Linked DNA regions of Mus musculus: region 1 is linked to region 2. Evidence: chromatin loops called from intact Hi-C (ENCODE). Cell type or tissue: heart. All regions are shown on one strand. Links, peaks and the distances in the headings refer to the core of each region. The heading gives the core; the rest is flanking DNA. Region 1 holds the start of Dld (dihydrolipoamide dehydrogenase). Region 2 overlaps Lamb1 (laminin B1).

Region 1 (17,280 bases), core at 4,457-12,456, 72 kb before region 2:
GGATGTGTATGGTAAAGAGACAATTAGGCTCTCGGTAAAGAAACAATTAGGCTCTCGGTAAAGAGACAATTAGGCTCTCGGTAAAGAGACAATTAGGTTCTCGGTAAAGAGACAATTAGGCTCTCGGTAAGAGACAATAAGGCTCTCAGTAAAGAGACAGGCTCTCGGTAAGAGACAATAAGGCTCTCTGGCTCTGGAGACAAGAAAGTGAAAGTAAGAGGGTAGTGAAAGTAAGAGGGTACTAGGGACAATCTATGGATTACTTTCTTTTTCTAGCCATTTGGGTAATTTTTCTTACTGCTTTTTGGTTTAAGGACTGGCCAAAAGGATGGCCGATTCAGGAGTCAGAACAAATATTACCAGGCCTGGGCTATGCAAAGAGCCCAGACATAAGTGCCAGGATGCTCCCTTGGAAAGATAAGGAAGGGCATGATGGGATGTTTCAACCATATGTGCTTGAGCTGCCCATTACCTTATGGGGTAGAGATTTGTTAAAAAATAGTGTCCTATTTAGGAGCAAGGTTCACTCCTACAGCCGTTTGGCCTCAAAAGATACAGTTGAGGGTTGATTTCTTGCATACTTTAAATGATTTTCAGAAATTGTTAGGCAATATCAATTGGATTCGGCCCTATTTGAAGATCCCAAATGTTAAATTAAAACCTCTGTTTCAAATTTTAGAAAGAGACTCAGAGTTAAGTTCCAAAAGGGAACTAACACCTGAGGCTAGAAAGGCCCTTACCCTAGTGGAAGAAGAATTGATTAAAGCCCAGCTTCAGCATTGTAGAGAAGGGTTACCCATCATTTTGATAATATTACCTACTGAGATGCAACCCACAGGATTATTGTGGCAAGAAGGCCCATTGTTATGGATCCATTCCAAAATATCCGCTGGGAGGACATTAGATCATTACAAAGCCTACAACAGTGGCTTTTTTAGCCTTGTTGGGAATTCAGCATTGTTTACAATTTTTTGGTATAAAAACCAGCTCTATTGTAATCCCTTATGATGGGTATCAGCAAAAGGTCCTAACAGCAAATATTGATGAGTGGGCTATTTTAGCCTGTATTAATGAGGGCCCATTTGATAATCATTATACCAAACATCCGTTAATGACCTTTTTTAAGGAACATCCAGTCATTTTCCCTCAAGTGGTGAGGAAAACACCCATTAAGGATGCAGTTAACGTGTTTACTGATGGATCAAAAACCGGATGTGGAGTATATATAGTAGAGAGGAAAGTTCCTGTGGTCAGGCAGTATTATCCCTGTACTCCACAGATGGTGGAATTACAAATAGTTATTGAAGTCATTAAGGATTGTGATTTTCCTTTTAATCTAATTTCAGATTCACAATATGTACTTAATTTAGTTTTATCCCTACAAGTGGCTGGCCAAATAAAAGCTCCTAGTACCATCCAAGCCTTGGCCTTACAATTACAGAAGTTGCTGTGGGAAAGACGCCAACCATTATATATTGGACATGTCCGTGCCCATAGTGGGCTTCCAGGACCCTTAAGTAGGAGAAATGATATTGTGGATAATTGTACTCGTATGGAGTTCATATTTTTAGCATCCCCTATGGAGTTAGCCTTACAATTTCATTCTAAAATTCATGTTAATGCTAAAACTCTGCAGAGAAAATTTGGAATCTCTAGAGCACAAGCTCGGGATGTAGTCACTACCTGTGTATGTTGCCTTGAGTTTCAACACCCACCTTCTTATGGAGTGCATCCTAGAGGATTGCTCCCTCTACAGGTGTGGCAGATAGATGTGACACATTTTTCAGAATTTGGCAAATACATTCATGTATCCATTGACACATGTTCAGGAATAGTTTATGCATCTCCCATGGCAGGGGAAAAGGCCTCCCATGTTATACAGCATTGTTTGGAGGCCTGGGCAGCTTGGGGTAAACCCCAACAACTTAAAACAGACAATGGCCCTGCATATACTGCCAAAACCCTGGTGTCTTTTTGTCAACAGATGGAAGTACAAGTTAAACACGGACTGCCATATAATCCTCAAGGCCAAGGAATCATTGAACGAGCACATAGAACCTTAAAAGAATTATTAATAAAACAAAGACAGGGAATAGGCTATGGCCATACCCCCAAAAATAAGACTCTCCTTAGCTCTTTTTACCTTAAAATGTTTACAATTGGATAAGGAAGGTCGCTCTGCTGCTGAACGACATGCTAATACCAGCCCCAGTAATCTGGGGTATGCTAAATGGAGGGATGTGCTTACAGGATCATGGAATGGTCCAGATCCTGTGTTGGGCTGGGCGAGAGGGTCTGTTTGCATGTTTCCACAGAATCACGCAGAGCCAGTGTGGGTTCCAGAGTGAATAGTGCGACAGTGTCAAAATGAAGAAGCTGATCCTGTTAAGAAATTCCTATTAAGAAATTGGACTGCAAATTTTGATGGCAAGATGAATGAGCTTCACTCGGCGATTGTCGCTGTGAATTCTACCCGAGTGGATCCTGGCTTGGCATCAGGAAAGAATGGGCTGAGATAGGTGCCCTTGCTGTGGCCCTTGTTTTGGCATGCATGTTGTGTGTATGGTGTATGTGTTGGTTGCAGAATGCCCAGGTCCACACTGCCGCCATGGTGGTGCAAGCTTTTGCCACAGTGGAAGCAGGGCAGTCACCTCAGATTTGGCTTGTTGCCATGAAGAATGAACAATGAAGCCATCGCTCTGCAGGGTTGTAAGGCTAAGCACTGCACAGAAGTTAGTCTGGACGCTGTTTGACAATCTCTGGGAGGTACGTCTGATTGCATGAGGGTTGAGTGTCCTAGTGTTCTTCCCCCATGAAAAACGGCATGGGAGCAGGTCAGGGTTGCTCTGGGTAAAACCCTGTGAGCCTAAGAGTCAATCCTGTACATGGCCCCTATTTCTGCACACTGGGGATCAGACCTCTATCTTCACCCACGGAGCTTGCTTCAAAAGAATATAAAAGGGGGAATTGTGGGAAGCCATTCCAGACTCCCTGGCCAGCCCAGACGGAAATCTGTGCCAGGCAGTAAACAAGCCCATATTTGGTGGATGGCTAGCCCTTAATCCCTGATTGGCTGAGCAAGCCTTCCTGGTGAGGTGATGTGACCTGTGGTGATTGGTTGAGGCGTGGTTATGGCTTGAGTGGATAAAAACACTTGTACCCCGAGAGGCGGGGGATTTGAAGAGAGAAGCTGCCTGAGTAAACTGCTTTAAGAAGAACCGGTGGTTGCGTTTTCCTTGCTGGTCGAGTTGGATGCAACAATAAATGGAGATCATTGACCAGTATTTGATCATACGTCTACCTTTAGCTGTATGGGACCCGGAAAAGACAATGCTATTCTGAATACCCATCTGTCCAGCTGAACAATCTCTTATCTTATGAAAGGGGAAAACAAGGGCTTAAGATGTAACTCAGGTGAAGAATGCTTGCCTGGTATACTAGAAGCTCTGGGTTCCGTTCCCAGCAATCAGCAACACATGGTGGTGGGCACCTGTAATCCCAGCACTCAGGAGATGAAGGCAAGAGGACTATAAATTCAAGGTCATTCTAAGCTCTATATTGAGTTTGAAGCCAGTCTGGGACACATGAGACACTCTCTCAAGAAACCAAAAAGGGGTTGTGGTGGTGATTAATATTTGGTAACAGCTAGCTTTCGTCATAACATTAAAAAATCATTTATTCATGTCTTTTTCCTTCTAAATGGGCATAGATAGGTAAGAAGTAATATTCATCTAATCCCTAACTCTATGGAGTTCAGTACAGTGCCTGGGCTGTAAACTTTTGAGAAGTATAGAGTTAAGGTTTAAACTAGAGACTGTTATTACAAAGTGGTATCAGACCTTAAATCTCTGTGCTCAATTTTTTTTTTTTTTTTGTTTTTGTTTTTGTTTTTCGAGATAGGGAGCTCTGGCTGTCCTGGAACTCACTCTGTAGACCAGGCTGGCCTGGCCTCGAACTGAGAAATCTGCCTGCCTCTGCCTCCCGAGTGCTGGGATTAAAGGCGTAGCCCACCACGCCAGGCTCTGTGCTCAATCTTATAGACAACAGTTAGCAATCTTTTAGGTGCACTCTCAATGAAAACCTAACACCTCACCCACCATCCCAACCCTTCTAGTTTCTTCTACAAGGGAGGCGTGCTTTCAAAATACAAAAATAGAAGGGAGCTTGTTTTCTATACTTTTTGTTAGCGCAGTTTTCAGAACAGGATGTTGGTGAAGAAAGGTTCAAGCCTATCCTTTCCATTGCCTTCGAGAACAGAGATTGTAAACCAGCCGTTAAAATCAAAGCCTTTGTTCGTAGAGCTGCAGTTACCTCTCCTTTGCTTTCTTTAACCTCTCAGGGCTCCATCCAGAAAATGCAAACAGTTCATACGGTTTTTGTAAAGCTAGATAAAGCCTACTGCCCACGAATATCTAGCACAACCATAAGCTTGTCAAGTTGTCAAACTTTTCTTCCTTTCCTATTTAAACTTTACTTTCTGTGGGCTTTACTGAAGAAACAACATTTTTATTTATCTAGTTCGTCTTTCAAGGATAATTTGCAACTCTACTCCAGTCATTTGAGCAACAGTTCTCCAATTCCCCAGCTGCCACAAAGCGCAGCGCCCTTCACGACAGCGCACGACGAAGCGACCGGAAAGCCTCTGCCTTTCGGGCCAATCGCGCTGCTCCTCGGCGATGACGTATATGTTGCGCAGGCGCAGGGTGGGGAGACCTTGGATAAGTCTTACCAGGCGTTCAGCGGAGGTGAAAACCCCTGGTTGGAGGGACGGGACCGAGGGACGATGCAGAGCTGGAGTCGTGTGTACCGCTCCTTGGCCAAGGTGAGGGCGGCCCGCGAGGGGATGATGCTGGACCACAGGCACTTAGACGCCCGCTGTGGGCCCGGACGCGGCCTGCCGCCGGGAACCGCCGCGGCCCCGCCTCTATGCCGGCTCGGTGCGGCCTCCCGAGGCAGCGGGGAGCGCGAGCCCGGGCTCGGGAGGGCCCTGCTGCGGAATGACTGCCCGCAGCCCCACACGACCCGGACGCTGGTCCAGGGGCCTGGGCCCTCCCCCAGTTTCGGGGAGGAGTAAATGACCCTTGCCACGCGCGGCCTGCCCCTTCCTACCTTTCGCCTCATCCTAATGACCCGGGGGGTGGCCTACTCTCCTACGGCGGGGAAGTAACCTTGAGGCCCGACTGGCCCAGACGTGGTCAGCTCCAACACACCGTCCCGCGAGTTCCTCCTCCAAGGATCTGTTTTCATTCACGTCTCTAAACTAGTGCACCCTGCCATCAGTCAGGCCCTGGGGCTTATAGTTTTAATTGCAGCGGTTTGTCGTCCAAACAACTTTCCCATTTCACCTGCCAATTGACAGCTGCCAAATTGAATGTATGAGGCCTAGTGGCAGGGTAGCAGGATAACTTTAGGGACAATACAGAAATGAGACTCTTCACGGCTGAGCCGTCTGTGTCTTTAAAAGTTAATGTAACACGCAAAATGTCACTGTTTTAGGGAGAAGGTGAGCCGCGTCTCTCAGTACAGACAGTTCTTTGTTCCTCTTTGGTTGGCATATCTTGATCTCAGGTGCAGAAGTTGTCTTCAAGTAAAAAACCTTGCTGCATCAGAGTATATTGTCGCTGCTGTCCATTGCTTACTCGCTGTGATAGGAGCTGGAAGTGTGCTTTCTTTATGTGGCCCTGGCCTTAGGAAATGGTAGTCACACTGCTTAGAGAGTGTGAGATTATGATGCAATTTGTGGGACTTCCAGAATGTGAGGCCACTCCGTTGTTGGTACATTTTCCTAGTCCAGTTGGTGGCTTAAGAACATCTTTATAGATCTTATAAGTGATTACAGACTGTTAAGTAGATTTGTTAGGAAGCAGAATGACAGATGAAATGAATATCATTGAAATACTTAAATACCTGAATTCAAAGTTTTGGGATTTTAATTAGAATACTAAACTGATCCTTGGCAATAAAATTAACAATGCTTTCTGAAGTTTTAATAAAACTGTAAGCCATTAAATATATTTTTATTAGATTTAATATGAAATGGTTCATTGAATGTTCATAATAATAAGGCAGACCTGGCAAGGTAAGATTGTGAAAGTTTAATATTATGGACAAAAAAGGGAAATTGGTAGGATACCTGTTTGCGGCAGAGAAAGTCCATTAGTATTATTGCTTGATACATTTGCCCCAGTTGTCATCGACCTTTTAAATTACATGTATTACTTGTGCACATGCCTGTGGGCATGAGCGTGCAACATAGGATGAAAGGATGCCAGAAGACAGCTTCTGGGAGTCAGGTCTCTGCCACCATATAGTTCCCACGGATTAAACTTGGGAAGTCACCCTTGGTGGCAGGAGCCTTTAGCCAGCGGGCTATTTTGCCAGCCTGTTTTAAAAATTATATTTTACTTAACAGGAAAATTTCTTTTGTCTTTTTTTTTTCTATTCTAGAAAGGCCATTTCAATCGGATATCTCATGGCCTACAAGGAGTTTCTTCAGTTCCTTTAAGAACTTATGCAGATCAACCAAGTAAGTACCTGATAACAGCAGTTTTCAATCCGAGTAGCTGAGGAAAGTGAATGTTAGAGTGACTTGTAGTGTTAATCTGTGTGCTTGTTTACTGTTGTCTGTACACCCTGTATGCTACGAGAGGTAAACATGGCCAAGCCCGTTCTTAAGGTGAACAGTACGTAAGTATTCTAAGTGTTTGGAGAAGAAACTGAAAATTAAAGCAGGTTACTAGGAGTCCGTGAGAGGATGTCAGGAAAGCCTTCCGAGGAGATGGAGGGAGTGAGGATATGAAAAGTTGTTTCAGTGAGAAAGGCCTCAGATGGATCTTAATTCGGGAACCTCCAGGAAAAGCACGAAGACTAGGTGGCTTGCAAAACCCAAGGAATAAGATCAGAGAGGTCGAGGGACCCCAGCACCGAAGTCTTTCTAGGCAGACAGCATGGATTTTACTCCACTGGTGAGGGAGAACTGCAGGTGGGTTTTGAGTTGAGCATTTTTATGTATTACAGCTTTTAAGAATTAATTTTGTCTATTGGGTCAGATTGTGTTGGTTGTTTCAGAGCTGTGATGATAATGATTTTTGAAATCTTGAATGAAATTCTTTAAGACTACTATTATATACAGAGAAGGGAGCTGTGGGGTGTATAATTTCCTTCTTAATGCTTTCTTGAAGTTTTGAATTTTCTATAAAAGATAGGTGTTTTGGTTTTTTTTTTTATAAGCACTTGGAATGGGATAAATGGGTTTTTGATAAGGTATTTAACTTACAAAAAGTACTGAAGTGATACATTTACTGAACCCATTAAAATTTGTATTTAAAAGTATTTTATTGCCGGGCAGTGGTGGTGCACGCCTTTAATCCCAGCACTTGGGAGACAGAGGCAGGTGGATTTCTGAGTTCGAGGCCAGCCTGGTCTACAAAGTGAGTTCTGGGACAGCCAGGGCTACACAGAGAAACCCTGTCTTGAAAAACCAAAACCAAAACCAAAAACAAAAAACAAAACAACAAAAAAAAAAGGTATTTTATTCTTTAATTTTGATCTGTGTTAGGATGTGTGTACATGTATGAGTCCCTGTGTGCATGCCACAGTGCAGGTGTGGAGATGAGAGGACAGCCTTGGATATCGTGTAACAGAATGTTATGGTGTAATCAGAGCCTCCTATTTTCAGTCTTTGCACAGGCACTTAGATTTTATGGAGTGAGTCCATGCTGGTTAGTTCTTGTCTACTTGACACAAACTAGAGTCTCCAGGGAAAAGGGACTTCGATTTGAGGAATTCTTCCCATCAGATTGGCCTGTGGGCATGTGTGTAGTGGAAGGGTGCAATCCACTGTAGCAGGTAGGCCTTGGCTATATAAGAAAGCAAGCTAAGCAATCCAGTAAGCAGCATTCTTCTAGGCCTTCTGCTTTAGTTCCTGCCTTTAGGTTCCTTCCTGTCTTGGCTTCCCTAAGTTGCTTTTAGTCATGATGTTGATCACAGCAACAAAAAAACAAACTAAGAGACAGTAACCTTTAATCAGGGGGTTCGGGGGGGGGTGTCTCTTGACATTGTCAAATTATAAGTATAAAATTAGTATATTTTAGGATAGATGAAATAGTAATTTTATACACTTACATGAAGCTGAATTGTTTACTTAATAACTTTTCCTCTCAAAAATAGAAGCTTTACTGGGGCAAAGACTGATTTTTCTTTAGTACCTAAGGTGGCACAGTTGGTCTTCACTGCCTGCTTACTGAATAAAAGAAAACTGCAGTCCTGTCTGTTTCAGTTGCTGTATCACAGAATGTTCAGCATGGTCACCATACAGAGTAGTACCAGCTAAAACGCCAGTACTCTTATCTGACACATGCAGGGCTTAGCTTTGTTTCAGACAGTCTTAAGTTCTAGTGCCTGTCCTGCTTTGGCCACACTTCTCTGTTAGCCTTCCTGTGTTATGAATAGAGAAGCTCTTAGAGAAGTAGGAGAATTCTTTTGACACTTGACCCATTGTTTTTATTCTGCTTTCGTAGACGTGTATTGGTTGACCAGCTTGAGGAAATCAAAGCTTGTATAGGATGTCTGTTTCAACACCTAAGAGATGTTTGAATATTCTTATAAAGCAAATTCATCAGGCTGTGTGAGGTTCTATTCCTATTGATAAGGACGATGTAGTTCACTTGTAGCAGACACAGATTCGTTGCAGTTACATCATATTTTCATTCACTGTTTTATTATATTCAGTATCTCAATAAGTATTTAATTTTTGTGCTAAGTTTTTTGTTTTGTGCTGTTTTTTTGTTTTGTGCTAAGTTATTAACAGTGATCTAAACAGACACAATTAAGCTTCTTTGTATTTCACAGTCCTCCTGAGGAAGACAGACATCTAACAGATACTTGTAATCATGGTAAACAGTCCAGTGGCTAAGGATAGGGATTTATGAACTCTGTATGTGGATAGGAAATGGTTACATAATTCTTTCTTGAGGATTTTTTGTTTATATATGTAATGACTGTTGTTAATTGTCAACTTGCCTGCATCTGGCATCGCCTAGGAGAAAAGTCTGGGGACTTACCCATGAGGTTAGATTAGCCTTTGAAGATATCTTGATTACATTAATTGATTGGGAAAATTCATTTTAATTGTGGAGGGGATTACTACCTGGGCAGGGAATCCTAGACTGTATAAACTAGAGAAAGTGAGCTGAGATCGCTGTTTATGGATGTGATGTCCCCAGCTTCTTCAAGCTCCTGGTGTCCCCTGTCATGATGGATTTAAAGTATCTTGAACTGTGGTCGATCCCAAATAAACTCTTTTTTAAGTTACTATGTTTTGTCACATCAACAAGAAAAGAAACCCAGACATTGTCTGAAGAGGGATATGTGGAAATGGGTGACTATTGTAATATAGAAAGAAGCATAGTCTATTTAAACTACTAAAAAAGTCATAGTGCTGACACATCGAAGTTTGAGAGTTGATTTCTCAGATAGGAAGTTTGGAATCAGTAAGGTGTTTTAAGCAGAGCCATCATAGGGTCAAGTTTATTTTAAATATCATTGTGGTTACTGGTTGGACTTTGGTAATTTTTTATTTTTCTCTAATCAGATTATAAGAGGCAGGGTAATTATTGTGACTATATGTTCCAAGAGCTTAGTGTTTGGCCTGTGAAATGCATGCTGTCAGTATGTAGTTCTAGATAATGAAATAGTGTGTATATGTAGGCTAGCTAATTCTATGCATGTAATTGACTACTGAAGCTTGGTATTAATGGATGTGCAGAATGGGGTGGGAGAAGAGATTAGAGAAATACTGAAAAGATGTAGGTGCTATACCTAGCAAGGTAGAGTTGTTTGAGTAACAGACAGGGGGATTAATGAAGACTGAGAAAATTATATCTGAGCTGCCTTGTCAGATCTGGCACAAGGGGTAGTAATATAGGCTGCTGTCAGAATGGGACTGAGGCTAGATGCTCATTCTCTAAAGTCTGGCCTAAGAGAATGTGGGAGGCAGATCTAAGAAAGCAAGCCACATTTACTGAGTGCTTGGTATGTACCCAGCACCTTAGGTTCTTGACATGTATTTTCTTTGGTCATTAACAACTTTGGACTATAGACATCATCACTATCATTCATATGTTGTTTTGGTGCTCAAATAACTGAATTTTTTTTTTTTTTTACTTAAGAATTTGAGTTGTGGGAGCTGGAGAGATAGCTCAGCAGTTAAGAGCACTGACTGCTGCTTTTCCAGGGGTCCTGAGTTCAATTCCCAGCAACCACATGGTGGCTCACAACCATCTGTAATGGGATCCAATACCCTCTTCTGGTGTGTCTGAAGGCAGCTACAGTACTCATATACATAAAATAAATAAATAAATCTTTTTTTAAAAAAAAATTTGAGTTGTATAGTTATTATTTGAACTTATGTCATATACAACTAAGGTTCTATAGTTATTAAATAGAATTGTTTAAATCCTTCTTTTATTCTTAAAGACTAATAAAAGTTTTTGAGATTATGTTCAGAAAGTGAATTGTTTCAATTTAAGATTTCAGATGATGAACACTTTGGAATAAGAGTGAGTATATCATATTTATTGGAGACGTTTGCAAAATAACTTGGAGATTAAGGCTAGTGACAGTTTAAACCATTTTCAGCCCTCAACATTCTGTATTCTCACTATAAAGGAAGGTGTGTGTGTGTGTGTGTGTGTGTGTGTGTGTGTGTGTGGTTATTTTGCAGATGAGCGGTTAAAATGAAGCAGGTCAAATTATTCACCTAAGGTCACCTCATTATGGTTGAAAGCTTTGCTTTTTTTGTGATTTTAATATATGAAGGTTGAAACTAAAGAATGTGATTGTATTAAATAGAAGGAAGAATAATACCAAAGGTGGAGTCAATAACTAGATAGTTGAGGCTAGTCAGTTTATTTCTGAACCTCTTATGTCATCCTTGCCCTCCTTATGTTATAGGGGAGTTATGTCATCTGTCATACAATAACCAGTAAGTAGCAGCTGGATATAGATAGGGTTCATAACCTAGGACTTAGTTGTATTTACATATCTTATAATGACTACAAGATAAAAGTGGGATCTCAAATGTTGTGCCATTTTTAGATGCATCAGAGTACACCAGACATCTTGGAACAAAATAATGGCATATTGAACATGCTGATTATTTGGAGTATTTTGGTAAATGCTAGTAATTTACCATTTTATATCAATCTGTTCTTGTTACAGTTGAGGCTGACGTGACAGTGATAGGTTCTGGCCCTGGAGGATATGTTGCTGCCATCAAATCTGCCCAGTTAGGCTTTAAGGTAAGGTAGACCTGAAGTAGAGGCTGCTTTGTTTTATTATGGACCAAGCTGGTTTTAGTCACAAAATACTTTGCAGGTAAACACATGGAAAATAATTTTTAAAATATTTTAAAAAAAAACATCTTTATCTTTGGATGTTTTATATGCACTCATGTGTGTTTGTGCACTGTACGCATGTGGTGCCCACATGAGGCTAGAAGATGGCATCCGATCCTTTGGGACTGGAGTTACAGACAGTTGTGAACTGCTGTGTGGATGCTGGGAATTGAACCCAGGTCCCTTGGAAGAGTGGCTACTTCTCTTAACCAACTGAGCCACCTGTCAAGCTCAGGAAATTATTCTTTTTAACTATTGATTATTTGTAAACCTGATATTGATGGGCTTTATTGAGTGTAGAAGTCTCATGGTATAGAAAAGCCAGCTATTTTTTTTCTGAAATACTTCATTTTGGTTTGTAAATATATTTGAGATAACAGTGTTAACAGTAAAACAATATGGTAATGTTGGACAAAAATCTTTTTAGAATAATTCACTCTAGAATTAGCCTAGTTTCTATTATTCAGATGATAAAATTCAAAGGGTTCTTTTTTTTTTAAGATTTATTTTATTAATATATGTAAGTACACTGTAGCTGTCTTCAGACACTCCAGAAGAGGGAGTCAGATCTTGTTGAGGATGGTGTGAGCCACCATGTGGTTGCTGGGATTTGAACTTTGGACCTTCGGAAGAGCAGTCGGGTGCTCTTACCCACTGAGCCATCTCACCAGCCCAAAGGGTTCTTTAAAAAAAAAACAAAACAAAAACTTTTTATTGATTCCAAATGAATTTTACATCATGTACCCCAATCCCACTCATCTCTCCATTCCCTCCTCTGCCCTTGCAACCCCCTCCCCCAAGAAATTGAAAAAAGAATAAAAAAAGAAAACCATCTTGTGGAAGCTGTAGTGTGCCAGTGTCCCACAGACCACCCTTGTGTCCACACAGCTTTACTTGTGTGCCAGTGTCCCACAGTCCACCCTTGTGTCTGTACATCTTTACTTGTGTGCCAGTGTCCCACAGTTCACCCTTCTGTCCACACAGCTTTACTTGGCAGATGTTCGTTGCAGTGAATCATCGGTCTGCTTCTAGGCCTCTGGCTTCTGCTACACCATCAATACTGACTTTTCACTGAGACTCCTTTCCGATATCCTGTTGTTGCCCTGTATCATGGAGCTCCAGCAGCTTTGGCTCTGCAGGATTGGCCCTCAGAGGGCACTTTGAGTCTGAAGAAACAGATTGAGTAGCTTACTTTACAGACCAATTAAGACATATATTTGGAGTCTTAGTGAAATAAAACATGCATGTTACCTGTTATTAAATAATGTTCTCTTTGATTGTAGACAGTCTGCATTGAGAAAAATGAGACACTAGGTGGAACATGCTTGAACGTTGGTTGTATTCCTTCAAAGGTAAGCATGCGTTTCACACGCTGCAAGATTGCTTTTTATTAGCTGCTGACTGCAGAGATGTACGGAGACCAACTTGTAGTCTAATACAGTTCTTATAAGGAATCTGAAGATGTTTATGCGACTTTTTTTTTGTGTAACTCTTCTATTGCTGACACCCTCTTGAATGTCATATATTCTGGAAGTTCTTCCTGTCCCAGACTTTTTTGTTCTGGTTTTGTTTTTGCTTTCTCTTTAGTTTTCCATTGCTACCGAAAAGATAATAGTAAAATTTTTGTTCTTAAAATTCTTGCCTGTGAAAACAGGTCCCTTTTAACCTGCCACCTTGAAATGTGTTCTTATTGTTTTACTTTTAAAGAATATAGCAGCTTTGTTTTGTTTTTTATTCTTGTTTGTCTATGACGTTTTAGTCAGTATTATTTATCGTAGGTTAATTGTGTGAGAAGGAAAGATGAATTTGTATAGTAGTATGTACTATTTTAAATAGAAATGTAATTTTGTAAGTGCTTTCTTGTGACAGAGCCTGTTTATGCATATTTGGTAAATTTGCCTTACTGTTTTTAGGCTTTATTAAATAATTCTCATTATTACCATATGGCCCACGGAAAAGATTTTGCATCTAGGGGAATTGAAAGTAAGTATACCTTTTATAGTTAGTACCATATGTATTTGACCTTTCTTGGTAAATACTGATGTGTGTGTGAACAGGTATTTATTGAAGGATAACTGAGATAAAAATCTTGAAATTTGGAGAGATTTACATAGAATGTTTACTTCAGACTACCATCACAGCTTCTATGCCTTTGCACATTTTTTCCTAAGTTCTGTTTTTTTTTTTGGGGGTGTGTGTGTGTGTGTGTGTGTGTCAGTGAAGAGTCAGTTTTTTGTTTCCCTCATAACTTGCTAGATTCCGGATTGCTGTGCTATTGCAGGTAAGACTGAAAGGAGAGTGGACAGTGGCCACCTGAGCTGTGAAAAGAGCAGAGAGAGGGAGTGGGAACAGAGAGAGGCCCGAGAGAAGACCATTCATGACATTTGCATGGAGTTTGTTTTGTCTTCAGTCACCATGTCTTTGGGGGGCTGTTTTTATCCTTTTTCTCCAGTCATATTTGACAATACATACATAAGACAGACATAATGCACTTTGTGGCATTCTTTTTACAGAAGTAGGTTTCTGAAAGAGGCTGTGTAGGAGGTCCATTAGATGTGTGTATGTTACAGCAGGTATGTCACACTCTGTGAAAGTACCCTGATGTTAGAAGACATAGGAGTGTCAGGAAACATGCAATATAGGCAAGCTTTTCCTGTTAGCTTGGTGGCCTTTGTCAGTCAGAAATGTCTAAGAGTCTGTCTGTGTGTTGACTTCATGGACTGATTGCTATGTCTTTACCTCTGCAGTTCTGTTGAGTTGAATTACATTGTTGCTTTAATGTTCTGAGTTAAATGAATTTAAAACCTAGTTGATTAAACTCATTATGCTTTTTCATATTTTGGAATATTCAAATATATATTTGTTATTGTTTCATGAAGTTTTAACCTTTGTTTTTATTTATAATTTCAGGTGATGTTCTACTTTGTCATTTTTACTTTATCTATCTTCCAGACTAATAACCATCATAAAGTATTTGTAGAATGTGCCACAGTGAAAATAGGATGTTTCTGTTTTGGACTGCATTTTTGGCACAGATGCACATTTAACAGTGCTTGATAGGGTCTGTTATTTTGACCTGATGATGTGGTTTTGCTAGGTGTGGTCATGACAGTCATTAAGTTTTAGAAGTGAATGCTATCTTTTTCAAAGTCTTATCAACATTAAGATGAATATTTTCAGATCTTGGGAACTATCACATATTGCTTCCATAGTTTAAATAATGAAAAGATTTATTTAACAAATTACAGTACCAGAAGTTCGCTTGAATTTAGAGAAGATGATGGAGCAGAAGCATTCTGCAGTAAAAGCATTAACAGGGGGAATTGCTCACTTATTCAAACAAAATAAGGTTGGTGTCCAGTGCTCAGATCTGTTTTATTTTACATATACATGAAATAATTGCTTTGTGCTAATAGCCATGTTTTATGATCTTGACCTGCTGTGGGATATTGATTTAATTTATAATAGTACTAAAACATTTAAAAATTAATGTAATGCGTTTATTATAATCCAAACCCTATAAAGAATAAAAACCAAAAGAAAATCCAAAATTACACTACCCTTAAACACCTGTCTCTGAGATAGTGTTTTGCTGCTACATGCATTGTATATTTTTAAGGAATTTTATGTTCTGTATTACCTAGAGTATTGTTCCTGTTACTCCTGTTACTCAGGAAAACATTGAAACATTGTGAATTTGTAAACATTACTTTATAAAGGTTGTTCACGTCAATGGATTTGGAAAGATAACCGGCAAGAATCAAGTTACAGCTACAAAAGCCGATGGCAGCACTCAGGTTATTGATACCAAAAACATCCTTGTAGCTACGGGCTCAGAAGTTACTCCTTTTCCTGGAATCACGGTATTTATGCTTCCTGATTCATCTCTTACAACCTAGCAGGTTTTTATAAGTTTATGCTGTTTATAAATGCTGACTGAAACACTAATTTGGCAACCATTTAGCATTGCAGAGTTACTTCTCTGTATTTTGTAGTGATTATGATAAGATATAGAACACTTTATAATATATTTAAGTTTAACATAAAGGTAAACAACGTGGTGGTGAGTGTCTGTGATCCCAGCATGTGGGAGGCAGAGTCAGGAAAGGAAGATTGTTATGGGGTCAGTGGTTAGCAGGGTTAGCAGCCAGGACTACATAGCAAGACTGTCTCTGTCAAGTGATAACATTTCTGAGTAGCATTGTGAATGCTAAAGAAGTTGTGATATATCTATAGATAGCATCAAAGCAAATAAATGATGTAAAATTTTATTGGATGACATCAAGATAATGTCATACTAGGTTTTCACAAGTAATTCTGACTGTTGTTTTTGCTCTTTTTATAGATCGATGAAGATACTATAGTGTCATCTACAGGAGCTTTATCCTTAAAAAAAGTTCCAGAGAAGCTGGTTGTTATTGGGGCAGGAGTAATTGGTGTGGAACTGGTAAGAAGGATTTTCCTTTTCTTTTTTTTAAGGCAATTTTTTATTAGATATTTTCTTTACATTTCAAATGCTATCCCCAAAGCCCCCTATTTCCTCCCCCCACCCTGCTCTCCAACCCACCCACTTCCACTTCCTAGCCCTGGCATTCCCCTGTACTGGGGCATATAATCTTCGCAAGACCAATGGGCCTCTCTTTCCAATGATGGCCGACTAGGCCATCCTCTGCTACATATGCAGCTAGAGACACAGCTCTGGGGGTACTGGTTAGTTCATATTGTTGTTCCACCTATAGGGTTGCAGACCCCTTTAGCTCCTTGGGTACTTTCTCTAGCTCCTTCATTAGGGGCCCTGTATTCCATCCAATAGCTGACTGTGAGCATCTTCTTCTGTGTTTGCCAGGCATTGGCATAGACTCACAAGAGACAGCTATATCAGGGTCCTGTCAGCAAAATCTTGCTGGTATATGCAATAGTGTCTGGGTTTGGTGGTTGTATATGGGATGGATCCCCAGGTGGGGCAGTCTCTGGATGGTTGTTCCTTCTGTCTCAGCTCCGAACTTTGACTCTATAACTCCTTCCATGGCTATTTTGTTCCTCATTCTAAGAAGGAGCGAAGTATCCACACGTTGGTCTTCCTTCTTCTTGATTTTCTTGTGTTTTACACATTGTATCTTGGGTATTCTACGTTTCTGGGCTAATATCCCCTTATCAGTGAGTGCATATCATGTGTGTTCTTTTGTGATTGGGTTACCTCACTCAGGATGATATCCTCCAGATCCATCCATTTGCCCAAGAATTTCATGAACTCATTGTCTTTAACTGCTGAGTAGTACTCCATTGTGTAGATGTACCACATTTTCTGTATCCATTCCTCTGTTGAGGGGCATCTGGGTTCTTTCCAGCTTCTGGCTATTATAAATAAGGCTGCTATGAACATAGTGGAGCATGTGTCTTTATTACAAGTTGGAACATCTTCTGGGTATATGCCCAGAAGAGGTATTGCTGGATCATCCGGCAGTACTATGTCCAATTTTCTGAGGAACCGCCAGACTGATTTCCAGAGTGGTTGTACAAGCTTGCACTCCCACCAACAATGGAGGAGTGTTCCTCTTTCTTCACATCCTTGCCAGCATCTGCTGTCACCTGAATTTTTGATCTTAGCCATTCTGACTGGTGTGAGGTAGAATCTCAGGGTTGTTTTGATTTGCATTTCCCTGATGATTAAGGATGTTGAACATTTTTTCAGCTGCTTCTCCGCCATTTAGTATTCCTCCGGTGAGAATTCTTTGTTTAGGTCTGTACCCCATTTTTTTTGTTTTTTTGTTTTTTTTGGTTTTTTTTTTTTGAGACAGGGTTTCTCTGTATAGCTCTGGCTGTCCTGGAACTCACTTTGTAGATCAGGCTGGCCTCGAACTCAGAAATCTGCCTGCCTCTGCCC
Region 2 (8,000 bases), core at 1-8,000:
AAAATGTTACAAGGGTACTAAAAAAGAACATGTTATTCATCTGTCACTCAAATCTAACTGGATAGCATCTTGTATTTTATACAGTGCGACTAACTATGGCAACTGAGCTGTAGTTCTTCTTTGAGAATCCTTCCAAGTGCTGGAGAGATGGCTAAGTGGTTAAAAGCACTGGCCACTCTTCCAGAGGACCTGGGTTTGATTTCCAGGCTACACAGTGGCTCACAACTCTCTATAATTCCAATGTCCAGGGGATCAGATGCCCTCCTCTGGCCTACGAGAGCATGAGGCATGAACATGGTACGCATACATACAGGTAAAATACCCACAGACATACAATTAAACATCCCTCATGCTGACTTCATACAAGCAAAAGAAACATCTATTTTATTCCAGAAGCTATATTTAGGGGGTGTTTGATTACAGCAGTTTAATCTGTACTCTAATTTATATACTGAGCATCAAAAACAGAAGGTGGCATGGTCAGTCTGATTTTTGGAGTTCTGCTGACATAGTCAAAATGTGTTTCTTATCAGTGAAGCCTGATTACTGGTAATTTGAAGTGGGTTTTTTTTTTTGGAAGACCACAAAGAAAGGAAGAAGATCTAGGTGTATGTAGGACTGAGTATCAAGATATCGGGCCACACAGCACTGGGTAGGATGAGACCCTCCGTAAGTACTGTTTCCCACCAAAGCATGTATTTCAAAACAAACTCACTCTGTATCCTTGGACTATAAGGGTCTTCAATTTTGAAAGCAGGATCTAAAGCACGAAATATTACCTAAAAATAGATCAGAGGGTTGGTATTTTTGCAATGATCAAAAGGCAGACTAGCAAGTAGAGAACTCAATCAGAGGCATACAAACCTCTCCTTCTGTCGAGGGCTCAATGTCAGAATATCGAGAGTCACAGATGATGTCATCCACTTTCTTCATGGGTCCAGTTGAAATGCCTGGGAACGAGCTCTCACAGTCGTAGGCGAAGTATCTGTACACGCCCCAAGCCTTCCCAAAGTCAGAAGACCGCTCGATCAGCATGGCGGCTGGGCGGAATGTCTAAAAGCAGGAGGAAAGTCTCATTCCATGGTTCTGCTTGCTACTCTGTCCTTTTGTCCCTCCTGTGTGCCTAAGCTGACTGTGTGCTTGGTATTTCTGTGGAGACTGTTCTTGAAAGGCCGCACTTGTAGCAACCACCTGGTAGACCAGTAAACTGTTCCTTCTTGAAGCTGATTATAAACAGGCCCTTGTAGCAAACACACTTGGGTATATTAACCACCATGCCCAGGAGAGAACTAATTTTGAATGCTTGCTTTCTCACTTCTTCATTTAATCATTCCATAGATGATATAGCCTGTGGCTTATATAACATCCATATGCTACACACAGTTTAATAAGGAGCACACACACATAAAAATCATAGTCATTGTACAATAATATGTCAAGCACCACAGTACCATCACAGGAAATGTGAGAAAACAAGCAGCATTACTCACACTAGCCCAAGAATGGCAACAGCCAAAGTGCCTATTAGCTGGTAAAGAACACAATGTGAGCCTAGAGTAACTGTCCTCTGGGCTCCACCCAGCAGCCAATGGAATAAGCACAGAGACCCACAGTCAAATGACGAGCTTGGGAGTCTTGTGGAAGAGTTGGGGGAAGGATTGAGGGACCTGAAGGGGACAGGGACTCTACGGGAAGACCAACAGAGTTGACAAACCTGGACCCTCTGGATCCCAGAGACTGAACCATCCACCAAAGAGCAAGCATGGGCTGGACCTAGATTTCCTGCCCCACCCCCACAGGTAACAGATGTGCAGCTTGGTCTTCATGTGGGTCCCCCAACAACTGGAATAGGGGCTCTCCCTCAAGTTGTTGCCTGCCTGTGGAACCCATTCCCCAACTGGGCTGCCTTGTCTGACCTCAGTGGGAGAGGATGCACCTAGTCCTATAGAGACTTGATGTACCAAGGGTGGGGATGGGAGAGTGATTGGGGGTGGGGGGTGGGGGTTCTGCCTTCTCAGAGAAGGTGAGGGAAGAAAGGGGGCAGGAACTGTGGTAGGGCTGGAAGGAGGGGTTGTATAATGGGATATAAAGTGAATAAGTAGATAAATTAATGAAAGAACTAAATGTGATAAATACAATAGACTAATTTAGCTGCAAAAGGAAGGGATGCCATACTCTCTGTAACATACAAGGACCTTGAAGGCACTGTGCTAAGTGAAATAAGCCATATACATTTTCAAATATTATGATTTCATGTATATGAAACACCTAGGGTTTTAGATGGGAATGGAAAGGGGTCATGGGGAAGAGGGGTGAGACAGCAGGGGTGACTATTTAGTGACTAGTTCAAGTTCCTATCTAGGGTGATGACAAAGTTCTGGAAACTGACAGCAGTGATAGTCTTGCGCTATCCTGAGTATGTCTAACATCACTGAGTGGTACACATAAGAATGGGGAATACTGATATGCATACTGTACCACAAAAGTAAGTAGTTTTAAAGGAAAAACAAAAACCAGAGACTATTTCAGAGGGATGACATCAAACTGGATCTCGGGCTGGGGATTCAGCTCTGGGTGGCCCCAGGTTCAATGCCCAGTGCAGCACAGGGGGGCATTACTGTTTGACATGCTAACAGACTTTCTTTGCCTTTTTGCCATATAAGTGAGAACACTAAAAGATTTATGGGACCTAACAAAATGAAAGCTTATACATAGAAAATAACTCTGACAGCACTGTCATTAAACATGGAAGATGACAAGAAGCAGAGGAACCAAAGAAAAGATGAAGAAGGTCTCACACTCTAAAGGTATAACATGGACAGAGAGAGATGAAGTCTACTGTCCTGTTAGTGACAGCACACTGCACTGAGTTACATACACTCGATCTATTAGATCTTAGAGGAGAAGCAGATAGGCCCCAAAGCACGGGTGGCTGGGCTGAAAATGGCACGAGCAGCGAGCCTCTCAACCTCGTTTGAGGGCAGCCATATGTGGGCATGGCATTCAGCTTTGCAGTGTGGATTTGGGAGTCACTGCGATCACTTAATACTTGAATTTCCTCCAACAAAGCCAATGGCAAGAGAAAGGCCAGCACTCTAGGAAAATGCCCAACAGGCTGGACACGGGAGAACAGGAGCCGGCAACAGTCACCACCTTTCGCTTCAGCTCCGAGTGTGTGCTCACGCATGCGTACCTTCCTCCTCCCCAGCCAGTGGCCTAAGCAGAAAAGCGAACAGGCAGAAGGTTGGGGAGGAATAGGAACAAGACAAACCCCTCAAAACACACCGAGGACTTCAGGAGGCCATGAAGGACACAGTCAAGAGTAAAACGTAAGAAAGAATGCAGATGGAAATGGGCCACGGGCAGATGCTTCCCAGCCATGAACATGCTGTGCGCACTTTAGGAAGAGGAAGCCAGATTGCCGTGGAGAAAAGTCAAAGGAAAGTTCAGCCAGCCTAGAAAACAGAGCTTAAGTAAATATGAATTCCTGAATTAAGTAAGATCATCACTTGGCAGACAGAGCTTTTACAGAGCCTGATGTTGGGAACTAGCAAAAATCTGCTAACCTACTTGCTAGCATCCTTGATAACCCTGCCTGACGGAGGCAAGGCAGAAGAAAACGATGTTTCTATCAAACTGCAGAGAACTGTAGACTAAGGATTTTAGAAGGGGAACGGAGAAGCTGCTCTGACCATCGGAACCTGGACTGGCAGGTGTGCAGGCATGGCCAATCCCATGAGGCCACGCTCCCAGTTGGGAAGGCCTAAGAGGCTTGGGCGGGGCACACCTAGTCAGATATCTCCGCATCCTTAGACAGCAGAGAAGAAACACACAGAAGCTTGCTTGTCCTGGCTGTGCTGCCTTGTCTCTCACTTTCTGGAAACTTCTAAATCCCAAGGGACCCTGCCCAGTCATCCAATTTCCTGTGGAGTTAAGAAGCTGCTGGAAACCGGAACCACACACTTCACCTAAAGGACGGAAGCCTCTCCCCACTCCCACCGCCGTACTTAGTCACCAACCTTCTCGGGCCCCTTCTAGGGCTGCACAGGGACCGCTGAACGCATAATAACCAGGAGAGACTGGAAACATCTGTCTATAACAACAACATACTGGCACATGCATATAAACAAGCTAATCCACCTCGTAAGCAGCCACCTCCACAGCCAGAGTGGTTGAGGATAAACATGAGCTCTTCATCTTTGTCCCCGCTTTCCTTTACAGTACTGCTAGGGAGACCCACATCTTCCTAAGGACTTCAACTTCCCGGCTATCCTGGACACAACCCTTTCCTTCCCCTGACCTGCCTCCGCGCCTTCTCCACTTCAAGGTCAGCCTCAGATTCTAAAGCACCCAAGCAACCATTCGCAGGAAGTAGGGGCCTCCTCTTCTCTGCAGCGGTTCTCAGAGCAGCCAGGGCAAAGCGTTGTGGGGTATAGAAGCATGTGGATACACAGTCAAGTGTTCCAAGGACCGGTGAGCTCCTGACATTTGGAAATTTAAAATGCCCTGTAATCTACAGCTCAAAAATAAAATAAAATAAAATAAAATAAAATAAAATAAACAAAAACAAAACCCGTTGTGGTTATGTATCTCAGTCTAGCCTGGAACTTGCTATATAGATCAGGCTGGTCTTGAACCCACCGAGACCCAACTTCTGAAGTTCGGGCTTGGTGCCATCATGGCGGGTTTCCTTGCAAAATTATTTTTGTGACCTCCAAGTCTGTGGCTCCCTACTGCCTATGAAGTTCCCACTCCTCAGCAAAGAGTTGAGGTCCTGCTGACTGGGACCTGCTTCTCCATACTTACTTTCTTCACCTCCCTGACCTTGAAACAAGTGGATGCAGTACTTATTGAACAAGCCTTGCCCAAAGAGCACAGCAAAGGTCACTGTTCTCAGACCAATGGCAGTTTTCCTTTATATCTTCCCTCTGAAATCTTTCTCACCCCTCCTGGCCCAGGTAAAGGGTACGATTGGTCTCCGCTCCTGAAGTTTCTTCCTTATGCCAGGCTGTTATGTAATACTTTCCTCCCAAGATTTAAACTAAAGATTCCATCCTGAAGGAAGCTCCTTGAGCAGGAAGGGAAACAACTCAAAACAGCTCCAGGAAGTCCCTGAAACTGACCAGATTCTCTAGGTCCCAAATATAAGCTGAGAGGAGCAAGCCAAGCAGCAAAGAAAACTCTCAGACAGAACCAACTATGAGACAAGCAGTAATTAGCTGAGCTGCCTGAAAGAGGTTTAGATCAACCGAGGCACACAGAAAGGACGCTCTCTAACCTGTTCAGTGGCCTGCAGGCTGTGCAGAGGGTTCCAGGTTTCCCAGCTTTTGTGAGCTGTCATCAATGCTGAAGTGGGCCTTGGAGTTGCAACTATCTGAGTCATTTCTGCTCCTGTAAGTAACCCCTCACCCACATTTCTATAAGTAACTGTTACTTTCCCATCAATTCCTGTAACTCCAATAAAACTCACTGGTTCACCAATGCGCTGGATTCTGGTAGCATCAGCACGGGTACTTTGGTCTGTCAGGGGTTTCCTATCTGGGGTATGAGTAGATGAACGTGTTTTGTTTCCCAAGGAAAAGTCTTCTCACAATACAAGCTAACAGACTAGCCGGCCCAGAGCATGGCAAACGCGGCTCTGGCGTGGGTCCTGCTGTCTCACAGAAGCTGGAACCTGGAAGGATGAACCTTGTCCTTCATGCTGAGGTCCACATCCTGTACCTACAGTCCACACCTCAGCACCTTCTCAGACTAACCTTCAGCACCTAGGTGTAGAACAGAATCTCATCTCTGGCCCACTATTCCACAGAATATGCACTCTAAGGATTTTGAGCATAAATGAACTCAGAGCCATCCATGTCTGTGTAGCAGATGCTCTCTCCAAAGTAAGATGGTGCCACGAACATCAATAAAGAGGACTGTAAATATTTTAAAGGTCACAAAACATAAAAATGACATCTTCATGTGGGACAGAGTTTAAATTTAACCACTAAGGTGTAGTGTGGCCCATGAATGGAGACCGCAGGCAGCAAGGAGTCCCTGATAAGCTAGTAATAGCCCTTATCCAACCACTGTCTGCTGCATTTGGTGTCTCCATCACCCTGCCTGCCCCATCAGTCACAGTGGACCACTGGGGGACAGCAAAGGGGTGAGGTACAGAGGCCTGGGAACCACAGAGCTTGATGCCCCTCCTAGTTGCATTCTGACTCCCACGCCTGCCCTTGCTCCTCCTCTGCTTCTCATACTTGGGTACCAGACAGAAGCGAGATTTCCATGGTTCCTTGCCAGCAAGGTAAACTGATCCTCCGCCCCTTTTCCTAATCTGAGAGGATGCCAGCAAGTCCCCAACTCCAACTGAAAACTACCCAAAGGTGATCTTCATCTGGGGAGCAATAATTAAATCATGAGTTTTGTGTGTGCCAACGTGTACTTTGAGCCATGTGAAGCCTGTCATTTTCAGGCAGCTGCTTCAGCAACAAAGGCACTTTGTATAGAGACATTCCCTAGTCCTAGAGTCATTCTACATCTTGAAAAGAAAAATGGAGAGGGGGAAAAAAAAACTGCATTCAAAAAGGCATGCATTTTTCTTTAGAAACTGTAAAACTCTTCCCCCAGTTTTGGCAAAATCTTGGAACCTAAGACTTGAAACATTACTTTGTTTTCAGTTACCAAATTCAGCCGTAGACTCTAACCATGAAGGATCGGAGATGCACTCTGCAAATGTTTTATCGTGGTTTGGAAGGGAGTCAAGTGCTGCCTTTCTCAATGGGAGAAAGAAAGGGGTCTCTAATTAAAAGTTTATAGATAAATTAGGATGAAGAATCTACTTAAGCTAGCACATGTGAAGGGCAGTTATCATGTCCCTGTTTTGAAAGGGACACAATTATCCCAACTTAGGACAACAATTAACATTTAAGTTCTCATTTAGGCCAACTCATAAGAAACATTGTCTCTGGACGTGGCAGTCGCCCAGCTCTGGAGCCTGCATCCGAGACAGCATGGATTCCTTACCTTGAAGGTCATGATGAGATGAGTGAAATGGAATTCTGCTTCCAGGTCCAGTTGGATGGTCACGTTCTCCACACCTGCATTTTTACAGCAGTAAAGGAAATGGTGAGACCAACGGGGAACACCTCTGAACAGCTTCTTAAATGGTCCTCAAACCCCTCATACAAGTTTCCCCTTGTGTCTTAAAACTGGAGTTGAAGTTATTAGTGTGAGGGTGGGGCTGGAGGGGGCATCCTTTGCACTTCTTTAGTTCTCCATAAATCACTCTGGAGTTCTGCTTACTGGATCTGTTCACTGCCGCAGACATCTGGCAGAAGGCCCCTCTCAATACTGCTTGCTCGGGAAGCCACACCCACTGCCCCCAACCCTCCAAGCCAAAGGCACCCCCTCCCCCAACACACACTTGCAGTGCACAGTAGGGGGTCAGTCTGCAAAGACACAGAAGAAATACAAATAATTACATGTCCCCCGCCCCCCAACTGACAGCAAAGAAAGCAGGTGAGCATCACACCTGGTGACGCGTGCCAAGTCAGGGAAACTCATCCTTGGTGCAAGCAAGCGACCTTCCACTATACACTTCTGCCTCTGAGGCAAAGAACCCATCAGATAACTCAGCCTGTCCCTGAACAAACACAAACTTCTCCCCTTCCAGGGGAAAAGCCTGCACAAACAAAGCTGTACGGTGCATGGTGCCCTGAGGGTCAGAGACCCACTTGAACACACTAAAAAAGCCACTGGAATTCCAGGGAGAAGAGGCTCCTCCCCTAACCCCCCAGAGACCCCGCAGAAGCCGCCCTGGCTTAAGAGGACTGATCTACAGTCCCTGTAAGGAGATGCCCCCGGGGCCCATCCTCCCAAGCAAAGAAGTCTGGAAGACAGGAATGTGTCAGAATGAATCATGCTACAGCTGGTATATTCTCAGGAAGTCAGTAGGACCTTTTGAAATAAACTTGCCTGCTGGAAAATGGCCAAGCCGACCGAGGGGGAAAAAG

What was found. Peaks named below come from ENCODE experiments on the same cell type or tissue, not always from the same donor. Only the 100,000 strongest peaks of a DNase experiment are listed, where the experiment ranks them.
Region 1: a loop joins it to region 2, with 5 times the contacts of the local background. A loop is called at or near these places in 3 of 42 quality-filtered maps.

What each region holds. Positions count from the first base shown.
Region 1 is chr12:31,338,843-31,356,122 of GRCm38, reverse strand. It overlaps Dld (dihydrolipoamide dehydrogenase), which reads left to right and starts at 4,652. Exons shown (of 14, transcript NM_007861.5): 1 at 4,652-4,822; 2 at 6,448-6,526; 3 at 11,221-11,300; 4 at 12,680-12,748; 5 at 13,310-13,379; 6 at 14,645-14,745; 7 at 15,116-15,259; 8 at 15,742-15,843. The coding sequence starts at 4,784. In heart, for the core only: a CTCF peak has its summit at 4,593; a DNase peak (open chromatin) is centred at 4,682; H3K4me3 peaks cover 1,514 bases; H3K27ac peaks cover 1,265 bases.
Region 2 is chr12:31,271,515-31,279,514 of GRCm38, reverse strand. It overlaps Lamb1 (laminin B1), which reads right to left. Exons shown (of 33, transcript NM_008482.3): 4 at 7,012-7,085; 5 at 865-1,053; 6 at 716-779. Among named protein-coding and RNA genes, the nearest start is that of Lamb1, 10 kb to the right of the region's middle. In heart, for the core only: no CTCF peak of the experiment used is centred there; DNase peaks (open chromatin) are centred at 3,884 and 7,914; H3K4me3 peaks cover 781 bases; H3K27ac peaks cover 1,155 bases.